Linked DNA regions of Homo sapiens: region 1 is linked to region 2. Evidence: chromatin contacts called from ENCODE Hi-C or POLR2A ChIA-PET data. All regions are on one chromosome and are shown on one strand. Each heading gives the region's core, a stretch centred on a gene start or an enhancer-like site at or near the end of the contact. The rest is flanking DNA. Distances are from core to core; before and after follow the strand shown. Region 1 overlaps PPP1R37 (protein phosphatase 1 regulatory subunit 37). Region 2 holds the start of CEACAM16-AS1 (CEACAM16, CEACAM19 and PVR antisense RNA 1).

Region 1 (4,294 bases), core at 563-3,062, 390 kb after region 2:
GTCTAGGACAGAAAACGAGCAAGTAGATCCTTAGAGATTGGGACGTGTCCAGTGAGGAGGCAGAGTGTTGTCTGGGTGTGGTGTGGGGGATGGGGATGGGGGTGCTGCTACAGAAAGGGGTCAGGAGAGGCTTCTCAGAGGAGGTGACTTTTTTTTTTTTTTTTTTTGAGACAGAGTTTCGCTCTTTTTGCCCAGGCTGGAGTGCAGTGGCACGATCTTGGCTCACTGCAGCCTCCATCTCCCAGCTCAAGCGATTCTCCTGTCTCAGCCTCCCAAGTATCTGGGACTACAGGCACGTGTCACCACACCCGGCTAATTTTTGTATTTTTAGTAGAGATGGGGTTTCACCATATTGGTCAGGCTGGTCTCGAACTCCTGACCTCAAGTGATGCACCCGCCTCAGCCTCCCAAAGTGCTGGGATTACAGGTGTGAGCCATTGCGCCTGGCCAGGAGGTGACTTTCGAGTTGAGATCTGAATGGCAAGTCAGCTGCGGCTTAAGCTGCAGGAGGGGAGGGAAGCTGTCAGAGGGAGGGAAGAGCAGTTGCAGACCCGGAGGCGGGAACAAACCACAAAGCCTGTAGAGTGGCTGAGGAGGCGTGGGCGAGCCGAGGGTGAGCCCCGGTGGAGTGCTGGCATCAGGGGGCCTTGTCCTGGGCTGAGGAGTTGAGGTTTTACTCTCAGTGCAGGGACAGGTGGTGCCGAGTGAAAGCCTGTGGCAGCAACCAGCCCGCTCCTGCACGGTCTCCTAAGCTAATTGTGCGCCTGCTTTGGGTCTGAATGGCGGGGACTGCACAGGACGTGGGTTTTCCTTCTACGGTGGGAGGTGATCTCAGGGAGTCTCCCTGCAGGTCCCCACCAGGTCTTCTGTGTGCCTACCATGGGCATGCAGTTCTGAAGCGCTGACTGGTGGTGGGAAACCTAGCCTGGAGATTGTCCCAGCCATCCCACCCAAGGCAGGGACAGGCCAGTGGGGCTACCCGAGCAAAGGCTTAGGGCAGCTGGTAGACCGGGCTGCAAGAATGAGGCCGCAGAGTTAGTCTTAGAGTAGCACCTGGCAGGAGGCTGGCTCCGTAAGCCAGTGCTCGTCCTTGGCATTGTTGACTCAGTGGCTCAGCTGATGAGCCCGAGGCTGCTGGGGAAGGTGTCCTCCTCAGCCTTACAGCTCCAGCCCCCGCGTGATCCGCGTTTCTCAGGCCTCTGGGTTACTGAGAGGCTGTTGGGGGTGGAGGTGCCCAGCGGTTGTTCACTGGGAAGAAGAACTCACCACCAGCGTCCCTTCATTTTTCCCAAGGAGTCACAGGCAGAGGTTTTTCCGAACAGGCTCAGCAGCCAGAAGTCCCCGCCTGGGCTTCCAACTGCCTACAGAGGTAGCTGCAGCCCTCCCCTCAGGCTGGCCTGTGTCACTGCCCTATTCTATGTCCAGGCCTCCCGGCACCCAGCCGCTGTCCCCATGAGTGCCCAGGGGAGCTCCCAGTTTAGCAGGGGGAGAGGGTTCCCCAGTGCAGAGTGGGTGGGAAGCCCGGGGCCTGTGACCTGTGTCACAGGGCATCTGAGGATGTTGTTCCTGGAAGGCAAGTGTGTGGCCACGGAGCTGACTTTGGGCTCTCATTTAGGAGGCTGACTCTGAAGGTCATAGTGGCTCAGCAGTGAAAGAGGAGGATCCCCACAGTGTGTGGTCTGTGTGGTCACTCAGGGATGTGACCTTTCTGACCCTCCTCTTCTTTGTCTTGGGTTGGGGGTCCCGGCCATATCCCCTTCCCAGGGATGTGCTAAGGTTTCAGGGAGCTCGGGTACATAAAGGGCTTGCCTGAGATAACTGCGTAGTAAATGACAGCTGTCAGTGGACTCCCTGCCGAACGTTGGGACACCACAGTTACGGACTTGTGCCAGGAGCCCCAGCTTCCTGCCACCCCTCACCGTGTACCTCAGAGTTCTCCTTTGACAACCCTCCATCTGGCTGTCCTGTCCCTCAGGGGTGGGCATGAGGCCCAAGTTCCTTCCTTCCTTTAGCCCACGTTCACTGAGCACCTGCTGGCCGGGCCCCAGGGAGCCACCCAGGTGGCTGCCTCCACAGCCGGGCTGGGCTTTATAACTAATTCTGTCGTGAGAGACTGGCCTTGGTGCCAGACCTCCCTCCCGGCCCACCTGCCGCCTCTGGGTTCCTTGTGGGCCACCGCCTCTGAGCAGCTGCTGCTTTTTTTTTTTTCTCATTTAACTTTTTGTTTTGTTTTTTGGTTTTTGAGACGGAGTCTCATTCTCTGTCACTCATGCTGGAGTGCAGTGGTGTGATCTCACTCACTGCAGCTTCCACCTCCTGGGTTCAAGCGATTCTCCTGCCCCAGCCTCCCGAGTAGCTGGGATTACAGGCACGTGCCACAACACCCGTCTAATTTTTTTTTTTTTTTGAGACAGAGTCTTGCTCTCTGTCACCCAGGCTGGAGTGCAGTGACACGATCTCAGCTCACTGCAGCCTCTGCTTCCCAGGTTCAAGCGATTCTCCTGCCTCAGCCTCCTGAGTAGCTGGGATTACAGGCATGTGTCACCATACCTGGCTAATTTTTGTATTTTGTAGAGATGGGGTTTTGCCCTGTTGGCCCGACTGGTGTCGAACTCCTGACCTCAGGTGATCTGCCCACCTTGGCCTCCCAAAGTGCTGGGATCACAGGCATGAGCCACGGTGCCTGGCCCGTTTAACTGTGTTTTGATGGACATTTTCAGACACAAGAAAGTAGGAGTATAATGAGTCTGATGGACCGACCCACTTTCTGGCTTCAGAATTGATGACTACATGGCCAATCTGTTCCTGCCTATCTCCATGCCACTCTCACCTGCATTATTTTGCAGCAGCTCTAAGATAGCTATCATTTTACCTATACATTGCTTGTGAAACAGTGGGAACACTCAGCCCCAAGCCGGCACCCTCTGTCCTCCACTGTCATCTGCCCCAGGCCCAGGATCAGACCACTGGGAAAGTGGCCAGGTAGGGCTGTGTCTCTTGTGGCTCTGCACACATGAGAGGTGGTGGGTGTGGTGCTCAGAGAAGAGCCAGCTCCACCCCCCAGCACCCCGCACAACCTTGCTGTTTGAAGGAGGCCGCCGCCCCAGGAGGGGCTTTAGGGGCTGCCAGGAAGCCCGGAGAAGGGCCTGGGGTCCCTCTTTGTTCCTGGTTCCCGGCTGCTTCACTGGCTACTCCATCTCTGTGTTCATTTGCTTTTAAATGAGGAGCACAGATTTTTTATTTTCCCCTTCTTTTTTTTTTTTTTTTTTTTTGAGATGGAGTCTCACTCTGTCGCCCAGGCTGGAGTGCAGTGGCGCGATCTCCGCTCACTGCAAGCTCCTCCTCCCAGGTTCACGCCATTCTCCTGCCTCAGCCTCCCAAGTAGCTGGGACTACAGGTGCCCGCCACCACGCCTGACTAATGTTTTGTATTTTTAGTAGAGACAAGGTTTCACTGTGTTAGCCAGGATGGTCTCGATCTCCTGACCTTGTGATCCGCCCACCTTAGCCTCCCAAAGTGCTGGGATTAGAGGCGTGAGCCACCGCACCCGGCTTTCCCCACTTCTTGCATAAAGGGTAGCATTCATGAGCATACCGTTCTGCACCTTGCTTTTTTCATTTGTGTCTTGAAACCTGTTCCCTGTTGGCTAAGAGAGCGCACACTCATTCTCTGTGGCGGCAGGGCTCCACTGCGTGGATGAACTCTGGGGAGCTAGCCGGTCCCTGCTGGTGGATATTGTGGTTGGTTCCGGTTCTGCATTCACAAGCTGCTGCAGTGACTGTCCTTACATGTATGATTTTTCATCTTTGCAAGTATGTCTGTAGGATTAATCTCCAGGTGTGTAATTGCTAATCAAAGGGTATATGCATGTTACTTTTTTTTGAGATGGAGTCTTGCTCTGTTGCCCAGGCTGGAGTGCAGTGGCGCTGTCTCATTGCAACATCCGCCTCCCAGGTTCAAGCGATTCTCCTCCCAAGTAGCTGGGATTATAGGCACCCGCTACCACACCTGGCTAATTTTTGTATTTTTAGTAGAGACGGGGGTTTCACCATGTTGGCCAGGCTGGTCTCCAACTCCTGACCTCAGGTGATCCACCTGCCTCAGCCTTGGCCTCTCAAAGTGTTGGGATTACAGGCGTGACCCACTGTGCCCCGCACATTTGTACTTTTGACTGGTCTTGCCAAATTGCCTTTGAGACGGAACCATGTCCTTGGTCAGGTCCTTTCTCATCTCTAAGCGTCCCCTGGAAAGTTGGGGAGATAATTTCTATTTCTCAGGGCCATTAGGAAGTGGA
Region 2 (4,656 bases), core at 1,791-4,290:
GAAGGCTGCAGGCAGGGCTGGGTTGGAGATTGGAATGAAGATAGGTCTTGTTTGAGGCCAATGAGGAGGGAGCCTCACCCGAGGCACACAGGCTCCAGGCGGGAAGTTGGCGACAAGTTGTGGACTGTGGTTTTCACCCACCTCATGGGGCCCCCTCATCCTCTCCCCCAACTTCCCCTCACGCCGTGGTGGAGCCAGCTTTGTTTGTTTCCCCCCCATCATCCGTTTCATGATGGGGAAGACTGGTTTTCCCCTAACCCAACAGACACCTCTTCCCTCAGCCTGTCCCTGACCCTCCCACCTCGGGAAGCCCCGAGCGGGCCTCCCAGAATGTCCCGGCAGGAAGGGGCTGCTGCTACCGTTCATCCAGCCAGATGAACCCCAAAAGGGGAAGTGGGTCACCCGTAGTCACCCGGCTCATGGTCAGCTCGGGACTTCAGGATCTCGTCTCTTCACTGCACCCACCACAGCCCTGGGAGGTTTTCCATGCACGCTTCTCATTCTCCCCACATTTCACACGAGAAAACAGGGGCTCCAAGAGAGGCCCACACTCACCTAAGGAGCTCCAAAGATAGGGGCATCTGGATTTGAACCCAGGTCCTAGCAGATGTTGTTAGCTCAGAGGAGAAGGCAGAGAGGGTGAACAGAACCCAGCCTGCCCTCCCAGATCCAGTGGGAAGGCAGACTTGTCCCCAGGTAATAATAGCCCAGCAGTGTTCACAGCCTGGGATGGAGGAGCCCAGGAGGCTGCAGGAGCTCAGAGCGCATGCCTGACCCAGCCTGGGGTCAAGGAGGGCTTCCTGGAGGAAGGGACAGCTCATCTGATACCTAGAGGATGAGTGGGAGTTACTAGGTGTAAATAGTGCAGGGAGAGGGAAGAGTATGTGCAAAAGCCTAGGGTTGAGAGGAAACCTAGGGGCTCCAGCAAGGCGCAGTGGCTCATGCCTGTATTCCCAGCACTCTGGGAGGCCGAGGCGGGCGGATCATCTGAGGTCAGGAGTTCAAGACCAGCCTGGCCAACATGGTGAAACCCTGTCTCTATTAAAATACAAAAATTAGCCAGGCGTGGTGGCGTGCACCCATAATCCTAGCTACCTGGCAGGCTGAGGCACGAGAATTGCCTGAACTTGGGAGGTAGAGATTGCAGTGAGCCAAGATCACGCCACTGCACTGGCGACGAAGTCAGATTCCATCCCTCTCTCTCAAAAAAAAAAAAAGCTGGGGGGAGCCTAGGGGCTTCTAAATCCGATCGTGTCCTGGCCCTGATTAAACTCTCCTACAGCTGCCCTGGCAAACTCTTTAGCTTGGCATTCATTCATTCATTCATTCATTCACTCATTCATTCCATAAACATTCCCTGGAGTGCATTGTCAGTGTCAGGCCCCAGGGGAACACAGCAGTGACCACGACAGCCCCACCAGACCATGACCCTGACCAGGGGGCTCACGAGGGCGGAGACATCTACTCCAAGACCTGAAGGAGGAGTAGGAGAGATGCTGGGGAAGAGGCAGGGAAGGGTGTTCCTGGCAGAGGGAACAGCCTGTGCGAAGGCCTGAAGGTAAGTTTTGCATATGACACCTTTGAGAAACTACTTATTGTTCAACTGAAGCATAGGGTTGTTCAGAAGAAGCCAGCCTTGTGGCCGGGTGTGGACTTCCTCCCAGGGCACCAGGGAGCCACTGCAGAGTTGTGAGCAAGGGACAGACAGAGGTAGGCTTGTACTTCCAAGAGACTCCCCCAGCTGCCACATGCAGGGTGAATGGAATGATGCACAGAATCCAGTTTCAGGGGTAGTTTGGTACTTGGACCCAGGTCCCAGGGAGAGAGTCCAAGGAGCCCTTCTCTGGTCTTCCAAGGAGCTGCTCTCCCCAAGCTCCGGATGGAAGGCGTGCCCATGGCAACCGCTAGGTGGTGCCCGTACACCACCAGCCAGGTCTTTTTTTGCCAAAAGTAGATCAGGCCCAGAGCTGGGCAGAACTGCCCCTGGGTCAGGAGAGCAAATCGTCTCTGTCTTTTGGTCCTGGCTCCCTGGCCAGGCATCCTGGGGCCATTTGACTCCCAGGCTCAGGAAGGAGCTGGCTGAGCTGCAGTGAGTATGTTCTTCGTCTCTTTCCTCACCTTGGAATCTCAGACGGGAGCACCCTGGCTCCCACTTCAGACAGGAAGATTCTTACCTCCCTCATCAGACTAGCAGGCTCTTTGTCTCCCCACCAGTTTGAGGGGCTCCCCATTTCTATCATTCATTTGGAAGCTCATCAGCTCTCCCAGAAGGCATGGGAGCCCTTCAACACCCCCATCAGACTAGGACTACCCATCTCCCCCATCAAATTAGAACTGCATTGTCTCACACATCAAAGTATCACTCCTGGCCAGGTGCAGTGGCTCCCGCCTGTAATCCAAGCACTTTGGGAGGCCGAGGCAGGAGGATCACCTGAGGTCAGAAATTCAAGACAAACCTGGCCAACACGGTGAAACCCGGTCTCTACTAAAAATAACAAATTAGCCAGGCGTGGTGGTGTGCGTCTGTAATCCCAGCTACTCAGGAGGCTGAGGCAGGAGAATCGCTTGAACCCAGGAGGCACAGGTTGCAGTGAGCCAAGATCACACCACTGCACTCCAGCCTGGGCGACAGAGCGAGACTCTGACTCACAAAAATAAATACATTGTCTTACACATCAGAATGTTGCTCCTTACCTCCCCTGGCAGACTGGAAATATAGACTGGACACTCGTTCTTGCTGCACAGGACTGGAGCTTCTTATCTTCTTCATTGGATTTGGACAGTCCTGTCTCCCTCATGGGATTTGGTGAGAGCTCCTTAGTTTCCTTATTTTTCCCACTGTGTTGGGCCACCTTGTCCCCACCATCAGATTGGGGAACACCTTGTCTCCCAGTCAGACCAGAGGGGCGGACTCCTCTGCCCTTGCAAAGGTTCCTAGGTCCTTCTTACATCCATAGGAGGAACCATGCCTATTTTACCAAGAGGGAAACTGAGGCACAGAGAAACAAAGCACCACTTCTCTGTCCAGCTGCAGATGCCTCCACCTCCCCCTCCGCCCGCTCCTCTGCCCCTGCCCTCCCCCGCCCCCGCCCCTGACCTGGGTAACTCCCCTGGCACCGGGAGTAGGGGAATTTTGCCCTGCTGGCCTCTGCACCAACCACCTCCCCTTATCGGCAGCGTCGCCACCAGTGGCGGCCCAGGGTTAAAGTCCGGAGAGAGCTCCGGGCGCGAAGCGGATAGGGAGGGAGGAGTGGCGCCCAACCCAGAACGGGGACTCCCCGGAGGTCGAGCCCTCACGCTGCTGGGAGGAGAGGGGATGGGCAGGGCCGTGTCCCATGGTAAGGTGTGGGTTCAATCCTTCCTTTCTAGTTCCCGGCTGTGTGGTCTTGAACCTGGAACTTCACCCCAACTGGGAGCCTCAGCTTCTCCAGCTTTAAGGAGTCAGGGGCGTGAAAATGTCCAAGCTCTGGAGTCAGACTCCAGGAGTTTGAATGCTGGCTCCTATAACCTGCTGTGTGAGATCTGGGGCCAGCGAGTGTGTCTCTCTCAGCCTCAGTTTCCCCAGCTGTGCAATGAGGATACCTAGTGGGTGGTGGTGAACGCTCCATGAGTTTACGCACAAGAAAACCTTGGGACAGTGGCTGATAGTGGCGCCAGCAAGCCAGCATGCACCCCACCCTTTCCTTCCAAGAAAATTGCCTCCTAAATCTATGATTGGTAACCTTCACCCCTCCCTCTTTGACCCACCTCCTAACCCAGGCCACCTGGTGTCTTGCTGCACAGCTGGTCTCCCTGCCCGCACCACACCCAGAGGCGTCCTTGGAAACCCAACCCTGACCCCTGGTCAGAATCTGCCATGGCTCCCCAGTGCCCCCAGGAGAAAGCCAAGTGCTGTGCCACAGCCACAGCCTGACCACTCACTGCTTGTATTTTTTTTTCTTTTTCTTTCTTTTCTTTTCTTTTTCTTTTTTTTTTTTTTTTTTTAAGACAGGGTCTTGCTCTGGCCCCAGGCTGGAATGCAGTGGTGCCATCATAGCTCACTGCAGCCTCAACCTCCTGGGCTCAAGCAATCCTCCCACCTCAGTCTCCTGAGTAGCTGAGACTACAGGCACATGCCACCACACCTGGGTAAATTTTTAAATTTTTTTTTTAGCGATAGGGTCTCACTCATTGCCCAGGCTGGTCTTAAACTCCTGGGCTCAAGCGATCCTCCCGCCTCAGCCTCCCAAAATGCTTGGACTACAGGTATGCACCACCGCGCCCAGCCTCCTTTCTGGTTTTCTAATAAAGCCTTTTGTTCACCTCCTTCAAACACTTCCCCATGCTCTTCAGGTCTCAGCTCAAACAGGCCAGGCCCGGTCCCCTGGGTCCTCTCTGTCCTCCGTCTCCTGGTTCCCTGTACCTCTCCAAAAGCCCCCACGACCAAAAGAAGTAAAGATGTAGGGCCGGGCGCGGTGGCCTACACCTGTATTTCCCAGCACTCTGGGAGGCTGAGGTAAGTGGATCACCTGAGGTCACGAGAACCGATTGAACCCCAGAGGCAGAGGTTGCAGTGAGCCGAGATTGCGCCACTGTACTCCAGCCTGGGCGACACAGAGAGACTCAACCTCAAAAAAAAAAAAAAAAAATGGTGGCTGGGCAAGGTGGCTTATGCCT

Evidence for each region. Hi-C counts contacts between places; a loop is a spot of excess contacts on that map. ChIA-PET counts read pairs that join two places held with the same protein, here RNA polymerase II (POLR2A). Pooled maps may share reads with other maps.
Region 1: a pooled map shows a loop between it and region 2 (2.7-fold over the local background). The contact joins the enhancer-like site here to the promoter of CEACAM16-AS1 in region 2. A Hi-C loop is called at or near these places in 1 of 50 pooled maps. POLR2A ChIA-PET finds 5 or more read pairs at or near these places in 2 of 52 experiments (activated T-cell and endothelial cell of umbilical vein).

Annotation. Positions count from the first base shown.
Region 1 is chr19:45,116,764-45,121,057 of GRCh38, forward strand. The region is part of intron 1 of PPP1R37 (protein phosphatase 1 regulatory subunit 37); the gene reads left to right. Among named protein-coding and RNA genes, the nearest start is that of PPP1R37, 26 kb to the left of the region's middle. RefSeq lists enhancers at 1-323, 502-661, 2,202-2,251, 2,432-2,481. Within about 2 kb of position 1,813, at least 7 of the 41 ENCODE cell types and tissues checked have a DNase peak (open chromatin) inside an H3K27ac peak, as active enhancers do.
Region 2 is chr19:44,722,143-44,726,798 of GRCh38, forward strand. It overlaps CEACAM16-AS1 (CEACAM16, CEACAM19 and PVR antisense RNA 1), which reads right to left and starts at 3,041. Exons shown (of 2, transcript NR_186815.1): 1 at 2,695-3,041. RefSeq lists enhancers at 160-309, 440-549, 620-679.